Regions from separate parts of the Homo sapiens genome. Here all the other regions are linked to region 1. The links are chromatin contacts, found by Hi-C or POLR2A ChIA-PET in ENCODE. All regions are on one chromosome and are shown on one strand. The core of a region is the stretch at or near the end of the contact, and the rest is flanking DNA. Distances in the headings are between cores, read along the strand shown. Region 1 has its middle 37 kb from the start of CAP1. Region 2 has its middle 20 kb from the start of PABPC4. Region 3 overlaps SMAP2 (small ArfGAP2).

Region 1 (3,761 bases), core at 572-3,071:
AAGTATGAATACAAAATTAGGTACAAGTTCTTGGAAAAGTGTTTTGCAAGTAAGGGTTCTTAAATTTTAAGCTTCCTTAGCTTCATGGTAAATATGCCTCTAAGCCTGCCTGAGATTTGGGAAACTTCTTTCTGCCTGCTTTATTTCTGGCCATCAGTCCTTCTGGAAGGCAATGTGGAAAAGGACCAAATTCCACCATATTAATTACTGCTGAATGGGTAGCATAACATCAGAGCAGGAAGCCTGGATCATCACAGAAACCAGCCTTTCACTAGCTCATTAAAGGTCAACTTTGAAATGAGAGAAACAAGTAGAAATAGCAAGAATCTATCCGGAAAACATCCGGGTTATTATGACTATTTTCTCAGCATTATGCTGATTGTTCAGAGGTTGTTTGTACTGTATTATGAAGTGTGGAAAAGAGCCAAGATGATTAGGCCAACCTCTGTTATTTATAAGTTCCCTTGGCAGTAAGATCTCCCTCCTTTTTTTAAAAAAAAAAATTAATTTGCTAGGGATGGAATATCACACCATTTTTAATGAGATGGCCCCTGGCTTGCTATAGTATAGCCAGGGATGACACAGAAGCTATGTTTTCCAGCTATCTTTTTTTTTTTTTGAGATGGAGTCTCGCTCTGTCACCCAGGCTAGATTGCAGTGGCTGATTTTGGCTCACTGCAACCTCGGCCTCCAGGGTTTAAGCAATTCTTCTGTCTCAGCCTCCTGAGTAGCTGGGATTACAGGCGCTGGCCATCACACCCAACTAAATTTCATATTTTTAGTAGAGACAAGGTTTTGCCATGTTGGCCAGGCTGGAAGCTGTCTTTTAAATTGACCTGTGACTATATATCTGATGTGATCTGATTTGTATTTTGAAAAGTTCCCCTAGCTGTTGTGTGGAGAGCTGATAGTGGGGACAAGAGTAAAAGCAGGCAAATGAGTTAAGGGGGTATTGCAGTGGTGTAGGCAGGAGATGATGTGGGTTTAGCGTTGGTAGGTGGGACTTCTGATAAGTGGTTGGATCCTGGATATCTTTTGAAGGGAGAGACAACAGGACTGCTAAAGAATTGAACGTGAGGTGGGTGGGGTGGGGGTTGAGAGATGGGAGGAAAAGAGGATTGAAGGTTGCTTCCTAGAGTTTGGCCTGACCTAGTAGATGAAATTACAGAAAAAAGGAAGATGGCTGGGCGCAGTGGCTCATGCCTGTGATCCCAGCCCTTTGGGAGGCCGAGACGGGAGGATCACTTGAGGTCAGGAGTTCGAGACCAGCCTGGCTAACATGGTAAAACCCCATCTCTACTAAAAATACAAAAAATTAGCTGAGTGTGGTGGCACACGGCTGTAATCCTAGCTACTCGGGAGGCTGAGGTAGGAGAATCGCTTGAACCCAGGAGGTGGAGGTTGCAGTGAGCCAAGATTGTGCCATTTCACTCTAGCCTGGGCGACAAGAGCAAAACTCCATCTCAAAAAAAAAAAAAAAAAAGAGAAAGAATAAAGAAAAATGGAAGATGAGGGTAAACACATGTTTGAAAAAGACAATTGAGAATTCTTTTTTTTTAAAGTGAAATAGTTTACTAAATTGATTGAGTCTAATTCAAGAATTCTTTTTTGATCATGAAATTGACCAGGTCTATGACTCCACAGTCTAAGGGATACCTATTCTAAACAATGTAAATTTTCAAGTCAATCACTAAAATAGTCATCAATTAAATACTAAGCTCTATAAATGCCAATGCAAATGATATATTCACAGAAATAAATTTTATTTCTATTACCCTGACATAGAGAAAGCCATGTCGAGTCAGTGTTATAACTAGGTCAGCATAACCAAATTCCACTTCCTCTGGAGACTTTCAAGGCTTAAAAATAACATATAAGAAGAAGTAAAACTCAAATAACCACTGTATTTGTGGGCCAAGCAATAATATGTAAAATGCAACTCTTGAGGTTTCATTATCAACAGTAGACAATTCTGAATGATAATCTTAAATGGGCAAGTCTGATATATCTTCATTAATCAATTAATTTCTTTATTTTTGTAACTATCTCATATGCAAGCAAAAAATGCACTCAACTCCTTCCAAAAGGAGACAATTCATGTCCGGTTATGGCATTCATCCCTTCCCTGGTTACATTCATTCATTCAACACACATGTAATGAATGCCTACTATGTACCAGCCACAGTGCTAGTTTATGGGAACACAATTATGAGCAAGACAATCTATGAAGCTCGTAGTCTAGTTGGAGAGACAGAAAAGTAAACACACAGAACATTCAATTCAACATCTGCTGACTATATAATCTGAAGATGTTCTTGTAATAAATATTTAGAAATGCTGGCCAGACTGGGCACAGTGGCTCACGTCTGTAATCCCAACACCTGGGGAGGCCAAGGCGGGTGGATCGCCTGAGGTCACGAGTTTGAGACCAGCCTGGCCAATATGGCGAAACCCCTTCTCTACTAAAAATACAAAAATTAGCCGGATGTGGTGGCAGGTGCCTGTAATCTCAGCTACTTGGGAGGCTGAGGCAGGAGAGTTGGTTGAACCTGGGAGGTGGAGGTTGTGGTGAGCTGAGATGGCGCCACTGCACTCCAGCCTGGGCTACAAGAGTGAGACTCCACCTCAAAAAAAAAAAAAAAAAAAAAAAAAAGAAAGAAAGAAAGAAAAAGAAATGCTGGCCAAAATTTAAAGAAATGTAGAATGAAGTTGGAAGAAAAAAAACATCTCCAGGGTCCAGAGTGAAGAAAGAGCTGAAACCAGACAGATAAATAGTTTACTAAAGTGATAGAAACTGATCAACTTAGAGCAGAAGATGTAGCTATGCTGGGGAAGGGCTATAATTCCAACAATCTAAAATATTCTAGGATATACCTAATATGGGAGGGGACTACACAAAGGCATGGATCAAGAGGTGAGAGTCATTTGGTGCTACCTTGAAGGCTGAGTTCCACAACCTACCTGGCAAAGCGCTAAACCAACTGATGTGCTGGCCAATCAATGGCAAGACAATGTGATTGGGTGGGGGATGAGAGAAGTCATAAGTACCATGATCAGTTCCATGAATGAGGACTGTAGCTTCTACCAGTATTCCTTCCTTGCTGTGTCATGGATATTTTTTCTCCTTTATTGAGGTATAACTTACTTATAGTAATATGCAGAAAGTCAGATATATTTTTAAAGTAATTTTCTTTCTCTTTTCTCTTAGAATCGTGTGGTATGGGTTGATGATGGTTAAATTTGTAATTTAGTACACAAATTGTAAACTATAGAGAGGGGTCATGATGGAACTAGGAAAGAAATAAATGAACATGGGTTGTCTCCTTTTAGAAGGAGTTGAGTGTATCTTTTGTTTGCATCTGAGATAATTATGTTAGGCAGAGGCATTTAAAAAATTGTATATGGCATTTTAAAAAGTGGGAAGACGTTGCTTGGCAACCCATGGTTGGAATGCAGAGGACATCTGTTGTTTTTCTCTATCAGCATTCTACCTCTTTCTCTGGAGAACACCCCCTCCCCCACTACACACTGGTTTGGTGGGGCTGTCAATCATTGTTCAATGCCCTTCCTTAGTCAGGGGATGATACTCAATCCCAGCTAGATCAACTGGAAGTGATTTCTCTGGAAGAAAATTTTAGTGGGAGACAGGAAGACAGAAAACTTGAAGCTGATTCATTTTCGGGCAGTATCCTGAAGGGATTTCCTATGAGTTTCTGTTACCTGCATGTCCAGAACTGCCTTGATTCCTGTATATCTTGATA
Region 2 (3,761 bases), core at 459-2,958, 410 kb before region 1:
CAGGAGAACCCACTGAACTGGCCTTGAGTCAGCACAAGGACACAAAAGAAAGAAGATTTTGGTTTTGGAGGGCAGGGCTTGTGTGGGCACTGGTGGGAAAGCCCAGCTCCCTTCTCCTCCTGAACACCCAAATCTGATCCCCCAGTGGTTCCTCCCGGATGCCTGCAACAGCCTCCTTCTCCGTCTCCCCTGTAATCCACTCTACACATGGTAGACAGAGTCCTTTTTCAGAAATGTAAGTGAGACCATGTCGCCAGCCTCTCACCCAGCTGAAATCCTGCTAGAGGCTTCCCAAGGCTCTTAAGAAAGGAGCTGGCAAAAGTCTTTTCCAAACTGAGGTGATAAGGTGGACAATTTTAGGTGGATGTGGAAGGACATTTTAAAATTTCACCTGTGAATTAGAAAAATAGAAGTGTTATGTCATTCTTTAATTTCATGAATATTCTTGCTTAGGAGGATATAAAGGGAGCCAATTTAAAGAAAAATATTAAAGAAATGATAGTACAAGAGGAGCCACCATCGATGGTACTAGAACAAGGCTCAGGAAATTAGACCTCTCTTCAGTTTCATCGGGGGCTGTCTGTCCCTCCCTCCCTGGCTCTAGCTACACTGGTCTTGCAGGTCCTTGAAGATGTCACATGCTCATCTGCCAGGAACGTTCTGGAATGCTCTTCCCAATCTCACCCTTGCACTATATTCCCATCTTTTGCTAAAATAATGGCCCTCAGATCGTGGCTCCAGTGTCCCTCCCTGGGAGTCTCGTGATCAGGGGACCCTGCCGTCGTTATCTCATGGTCCTTCTACTTTTTCTTCATAGCACTTACTGCCATTTGTGATGATCTCTTGTGTGTCTGTGATTACATCTATGCCCCCTCTAGAATGTAAGCTTCTCAAAGCTGGACTGTGTCTTGCTCACCCTCTATGCTCAGGGCCCAGCCGGGCCAGGCACGTGCTAAGCACTCATCTGAATGCAGCATGTGCGAACAGATGCATGCACCCAGTTACTCACCCTGGTGGCTCCTGCCTCAGTCCCTGGCATGTTGACACCACTCAGATTGTGGCTGCCCCTGTGGAGTTAGGAATTGCCTCGGCATCAGCCTTCGAACAAGGGGCTCCACGCTGTCATTTTGCACCTGGCCTCACAAATGATGTAGCTGATCCTGAGCAGAAGATTGAGGAAGGTGGAAAGTAAGGACACTGGGGTGGATGACCCCTTTCAGAGCACGCAGAGAAGGCAGGAGACATGGGGTCAGGACAGTCTCTCCCAGCTTGGACCTTGTGCTGGCTTTTCTTTGAGGAGTCATGGAGATTAGATCTAGGACCTCTTCCTGGGCAGGGGAAGGGTCCCAGAAGAGCCATGCGGGTGGGGTCAGAGTTTCTGCCTTGGGTCTCAAAGGGCCTCAAGCCTGCGCCCCCTAGCCATGGCTTGGCCTCTTCCTCCTGGCCTCTCCCCACACTTCAATGTTTGCTTATCCTGGACCCCACAACCCCCTTATGCTATAGGAAGGCATAGGTCCAGAGTATGCATTGTTTTAGTTTAAACATTTAAAATATAGAAAGCTCAGAGGTGAACTTAACTAACGCCCATGTGCTTACCACTCAGAATAAGCAACTGTTAACATTTTTGCTTCAGATTTTTTTTTATATAAAACAAATAGAGCATCATAGACAGAGCTGAAGTTCCCTTTGTTCCTCTGCCCAGTCCAATTCCTCCCCTCCTTTCAATCCCAGGAGCAGTTGTTACTACTAATCTGATGTGTTTCCTTCCAATCTATTTCGATGAGCAAAACAGAATGTGTGTTAATGGAAGCATTATTCCTCACAGCCAAAAAAAAAAAAAAATGGAAACAATCCAAACGTCCATCAACTGATAAATGGATAAACAAAATGTGGCCTATCCATATAATGAAATATTATTAAGCAATAAAAATAAATCAAGTGCCAATCCATGCTAACATGGATCGGCCCTTTTTTTTTTTTTTTTTTTTTTTTGAGACAGGCTCTGGGTCTGTCACCCAGGCTGCAGTGCAGTGGTGCGATCTCTGCTCACTACCACCTCTACCTCCTGGGCTCAAGCCATCCTCCCACCTTAGCCTCGCAAGTAGCTGGGACTACAGGCACGCACCACCACACCTGGCTAATTTTTGTATTTTTTGTAGAGATGAGGTTTTGCCATGTCACCCAGGCAGGTCTCGAACTCCTGGGCTCAAGCAATCTGCCTGCTTAGGCCTCCCAAAGTGCTGGGATTACAGGCGTGAGCCACCACACCCTGTGTGATCAACCTTGAACACATTTTAAGTGACAGAAGCTAGATGCAAAAGGCTACGTATTATATGACTACATTTATACAGAATAGGCAAATCCACAGAGACAGAAGCAGATTAGTGGTTGCCAACGGGGAAGAGCAGAATACAAGTGGCTGATTAACGGGTGTGGGACTCCTTTTTGGGGTGATAAAAATGTTCTAGAATTAGGCAGTGGTGGTGGTTGCAAAACATCTGCAACCACCACTAAGATGGTTTTCCTTTCTTTTTCAAGGTCGTATAATATTCTCCTATGTGAATAAACCACATTTTCTTTATTGTTGCATCATCAATGACCATTTTTGGGTTGCTTCTAAACAACAGAAAAAACACTGAATTATATACTTTAAAATGGTTAAAATGATGACTTCTATGTACTTGAAAAAACACATAACATTGTTTACCCTCTGACCCATTTTAAGTGCAGGTTCAGTAGCCTTAAGTGTATTTAAAGGCTTGTGAAACAGACATCTAGGACTTTTTCTGGCTGCAAAACTGAAACTGTGTATCTACTAAACATGAATTCTCCCTCCCCCACCTCCACACTCAGCAATCACCTTTCCACTTTCTGCTTCTATAATTTTGACTGCTTTAGATTCTTCACATGAGTGTAATCATACAGTATTTGTCCTTTTGTGACTGGCTTATTTCTTTCTTTCTTTTTTTTTTTTTTGAGACAGAGTTTTGCTCTTGTTGCCCAGGCTGGAGTGCAATGGCATGATCTCGGCTCACTGCAAACTCCGTCTCCTGGGTTCAAGCAATTCCTGGGTTCAAGCGATTCTCCTGTCTCAGTCTCCCGAGTAGCTAGGATTACAGGCACCTGCCACTACGTCCAGCTAATTTTTTGTATTTTTAGTAGAGACAGGGTTCCACTATGTTGGCCAGGCTGGTCTCGAACTCCTGACCTCAGGTGATCCACCCACCTCGGCCTCCCAAAGTGCTGGGATTACAGGCGTGAGCCACCGTGCCCCGCCAGATCAACCTTGAAGACATCTTAAGTGACAGAAGCCAGATGCAAAAGGCTACCTATTACATGACTACATTTACACAGAATAGGCAAATCCAGAGACAGAAAGCAGATTAGTGGTTGCCAAGGGGGAAGAGGAGAACACAAGTGGCTGATTAATGGGTGCTGGGCTCCTTTTTGGGTGATAAAAATGTTCCAGAATTAGGCAGTGGTGGTGGTTGCAAAACATCTGCATATACTAAAAACCACTGAGTTGTGTACTTTAAAATGGTTTAAATGATGACTTCTATGTACTTAAAAAAAACACGTAACATTGTTTACCCTCTGACCCATTTTAAGGGCAGGTTCAGTAGCCTTAAGTGTATTTAAAGGCTTGTGAAACAGACATCTAGGACTTTTTCTCGCTGCAAAACTGAAACTGTGTATCTACTAAACATGAATTCTCCCTCCCCCACCTCCACCCTCAGCAACCACCTTTCCACTTTCTGCTT
Region 3 (3,761 bases), core at 740-3,239, 400 kb after region 1:
ATATCATGGAGATACTTTTATATGAAATAGAGGCTCCAAAATTTTTCCCCGTTAAATGGTGATACCATAATTCCTTAATGTAACCTATTAATGTTTCTAATTTTCATAAAGATGTAATAATGAACATTCTTAACGTATTTCTTTGTGTACTTGACCTGTTTTTTCCCTGATGAATTCTTACAAGTGGGGTCAAAGGATTTACTTAGTTCTTTTGTTTTTTTGAGATAGGGTGTCAATATGTTGCCCAGGCTGGCCTCAAACTCCTGGGCTCAAGTGATCCTCCAACCTCAGCCTCCTGAATAGCTGGGACTACAGACATGTGCCACTGCACCTAGAATACTTAGTTTTAATTAATCTTTAAGCAAATGTTGCTTCCCTGCTATGTTCAAGGAACCATGCTATGCCGTGAGTATATGATAGTGAATGTTACAGGTCTGGTGACAGCTCTTGTGGCACACATAGTTAAGCGGGAAAGACATCTTAAACAATCAAATAATTAGATAGTAACAAAATATGGTATGATTTAGAAAAAGTAAAGGGTGGCCAGGCACAGTGGCTCACTCCTGTAATCTCAGTGCTTTGGGAGGCCAAAGTAGGAAAATCACTTGAGGCCAGGAGTTCAAGACCAGCCTGAGCAACATAGTGAGACCCTGTCTCTTTTTTATTTCATTGATTTATTTTTATTTTTATTTTTTTCAGACAGAGCCTTGCTCTGTTGCCCAGGCTGGAGTGCAGTGGTGGGATCTCGGCCCACTGCAACCTCCGCCTCCTGGGCTCACGTGATTCTCCTGCCTTAGCCTCCCAAGTAGCTGGGACTACAGGCATGTGCCACTACGTGTGGCTATTTTTTTTTTTTTTTTTTTTTGTATTTTTAGTAGAGATGGGGTTTCACCATGTTGGCCAGGCTTGTCTCAAACTCCTGACCTCAGGTCATCTGTCCACCTCTGCCTCCCAAAGTGTTGGGATTACAGGCGTGAGCCACCGTGCCTGGCCCATTTCTTTTTTTTTTCTTTTCTTTCTTTCTCTTTTTTTTTTTTCCTGACTCTTAACACCACTCAATGACCCATCTTTACAAAAATAAAAAATTCAGCTGAGCGTGGTGGCTCATGCATCTAGTCCCAGCTACTTGGGAGACTGAGGTGGGAGGATTGCCTGAGCCTGACAGCCCAAGGCTGCTGTGAGCTATGATCGCACCACTGCACTCCAGCCTGGGTGAGAGAGTAAGACCCTGTCTCAAAAAAAAAAAAAGAAAAGAAAAGAAAGAGTGAAAAAAAGAGTAAAGGGTAAATGAAAGTTCATAACCTTTAAAAAAAAAGTCCTTATCTTTTAGAGATATATGCTGAAGTATATACAGATGAAATGGTATGATATTTAGGATTTGCTTCAGAATAATCCAGGTTGGAGTTGAGGGGCAGTGGGTGGGAGTATAGCTGAAACAAAATTGGCTAGGAGTTGATAATTGCTGAAGCTCATGGTTAATTATGCTCTGCTTTCGTTTGTTTGAAATTTTCTGTAAGGTAAAAACCAAAAGAAAGGGTAGAAGAGATGTTACAGTCGGGTTTAGACTGGGGAGCCAAGGAAAGACTCCTTTGAGGAAGAAACATTTCAGCTGAGACCCTTGTGATGTATAGGAGTTGGCCAGGCTGCAAGTGGCATTTGGCAGTTAGGGAAAGAGTTTTTTTAGGCAGCAGGAGCAGCATGTACAAAGTCCAGCAAGCCCTGAGGAAGGAACATGTTGGTCCCTTGAGGAAATGAAAGAAGGCTGCTACCATAGGAATTGAGAGGCTGCGGAAGGAGGCATGGGCTAGACCTTTAAGACCTTGGAAACTATGTTAAGGATTTTGTTATTTAATCCAATAGTAATAGAAGAATTTTAAGCAGCACAATGTGGCTTTGCTTCTTTAAGAGCTCAAGTTGGCTGTTTGGTGGAGAATGGTTTTGGTTTGGGCTCAAGGGAGAAGAGAATGTAAAAGTGGAGAGAGAGCTATTAGGAGGTTATTGCAGTGGTCCGAAAGAGTCTGGTGGCTTTAGATTACAGAAATAGTGATACAGATGGAGAGAAGAGATACTGATTTGACAGATATTTTTGTCTTGGTGATGTGGGGGCTGAAGGAGAGAGGTTTCATGATGCATAATTTTCTGACTGACGCAATGGAATGGATGGAGGTGTAGTTGACTAAGATGAAGAAAAAAGGAAGAGATTTTGTAGCAAGAGATTGAGAGCTTAGTTTGGAATATGCTATTCAGAAAATGTGCACCAATTTACATATTTACCTTTGTGTATGAGACTACATGGAAGGTTTATATTTAGAGGTGTGATCTGTACAGATTTGTGTTTTAGAAAGATTATTCTGGTGGTGGGATTCTGGAGACTAATTGCTTGTTAGTCTGTGAGCTTTTTGAATTGAGGAATCTCATCCTTATTTTCTCTGCCTTTGTATCCCCAGTACTTAGCAGGCAAATTGCTTGGCACATAGGTACACAATAAATAATGTTAAGAGAACCAATGCTGGTTGGGCGCGGTGGCTCACACCTGTAATCCCAGCACTCTGGGAGGCCGAGAAGGGCGGATCACTAGGTCAGGAGATCGAGACCATCCTGGCTACCAAGGTGAAACCCCGTCTCTACTAAAAATACAAAAACAAAATTAGCCGGGCGTGATCGCGGGCGCCTGTAGTCTCAGCTACTCGGGAGGCTGAGGCAGGAGAATGGCGTGAACTCGGGAGGCGGAACTTGCAGTGAGCCGAGATCGCGCCACTGCACTCCAGCCTGGGTGACAGAGCGAGATTCCGTCTCAAAACAAACAAACACACACAAAAAAGAACGAATGCTTATAGGTGAGACATGAGGTCTAGGTAGAAATGGATAGATTCTGGAAAAGTTTCCAAGATAGATTCCACAGGATTTGGATGGAAGATGGGAAAGTTCTCTCCCTTCGCGTAGCCTGCCCGTTGAACTTTTTGACAGGTCCGTTATGCCAGCAGGTCTAAATATAGGTAGCCATCAATTTATCAATGTTTTTTCCTCCTCAATATTTATTTGTTTGGAACTCCATAGATTAGAACTCAATGATATAATTATTATAATATTAGTAGTAGCTTGAAGTCCTCCATCACGCTAGTTCCCCTTTTCTGTCTGCTGAGTTGTCAATCCCAGAGCCCCTCTAATCCTGGCAGCTTTGGTGGTGGGGGAAGTTTCAGCAGCAAGAGGAATTTGCAGCAGTAGTTACTCCGTATGTAGAAGCTGTCCAGATGTTGAATATAAGTTGGATATTACGTATATGCTTTTCATTTTACAAATGGAGACATAAGCCCTAGAGAAACTTGTCAAAATACATGCAACAGGTCCGTGTAAACCCAGATTTTTCCGATACTGAACTGGTACTTAGGACAGTTGATTTCTTGACTGATCAACCAAATCCATCTCCATCTACTTTTTTCATTTTCCCTGATCCCTTATTGCAGAGTGATTCTATGTTAGTTTTAGTATTGCTTGATGCTGCCCACGCCTGCTCTTAGGCTCCTGTTGAATATGTGCACTTATGTGTGACCTTGTTCTTGTGTTGTGCCGATCACTACCAGTTTACATCACTTGTCTATCCTCTTTGCTTTCAAAATTGTTTGGCATATTGCCTCTCAGCATTTCTTTTCATTTTAAATTTCAAAATGGCATCTTTTATATTTTTTTCCTTGATTGCCATGACCAATGTGTATTAAACAATTGGTTTATCTCTTTTTATTGATACATAATAGATGTACATG

Evidence for each region. Hi-C counts contacts between places; a loop is a spot of excess contacts on that map. ChIA-PET counts read pairs that join two places held with the same protein, here RNA polymerase II (POLR2A). Pooled maps may share reads with other maps.
Region 2: a loop to region 1 is called in a map with no recorded cell type, with 14 times the contacts of the local background. The contact joins two enhancer-like sites. A Hi-C loop is called at or near these places in 3 of 37 single-sample maps with no recorded cell type and 5 of 50 pooled maps.
Region 3: a pooled map shows a loop between it and region 1 (3-fold over the local background). The contact joins two enhancer-like sites. A Hi-C loop is called at or near these places in 2 of 50 pooled maps. POLR2A ChIA-PET finds 5 or more read pairs at or near these places in 3 of 52 experiments (CD4-positive, alpha-beta memory T cell, CD8-positive, alpha-beta memory T cell and activated T-cell).

Annotation. Positions count from the first base shown.
Region 1 is chr1:40,001,495-40,005,255 of GRCh38, forward strand. No RefSeq gene overlaps it. Among named protein-coding and RNA genes, the nearest start is that of CAP1, 37 kb to the right of the region's middle. Within about 2 kb of position 1,822, at least 2 of the 41 ENCODE cell types and tissues checked have a DNase peak (open chromatin) inside an H3K27ac peak, as active enhancers do.
Region 2 is chr1:39,595,380-39,599,140 of GRCh38, forward strand. No RefSeq gene overlaps it. Among named protein-coding and RNA genes, the nearest start is that of PABPC4, 20 kb to the left of the region's middle. RefSeq lists silencers at 2,370-2,459, 3,210-3,339. Within about 2 kb of position 1,709, at least 2 of the 41 ENCODE cell types and tissues checked have a DNase peak (open chromatin) inside an H3K27ac peak, as active enhancers do.
Region 3 is chr1:40,398,467-40,402,227 of GRCh38, forward strand. The region is part of intron 1 of SMAP2 (small ArfGAP2); the gene reads left to right. Among named protein-coding and RNA genes, the nearest start is that of SMAP2, 27 kb to the left of the region's middle. Within about 2 kb of position 1,990, at least 3 of the 41 ENCODE cell types and tissues checked have a DNase peak (open chromatin) inside an H3K27ac peak, as active enhancers do.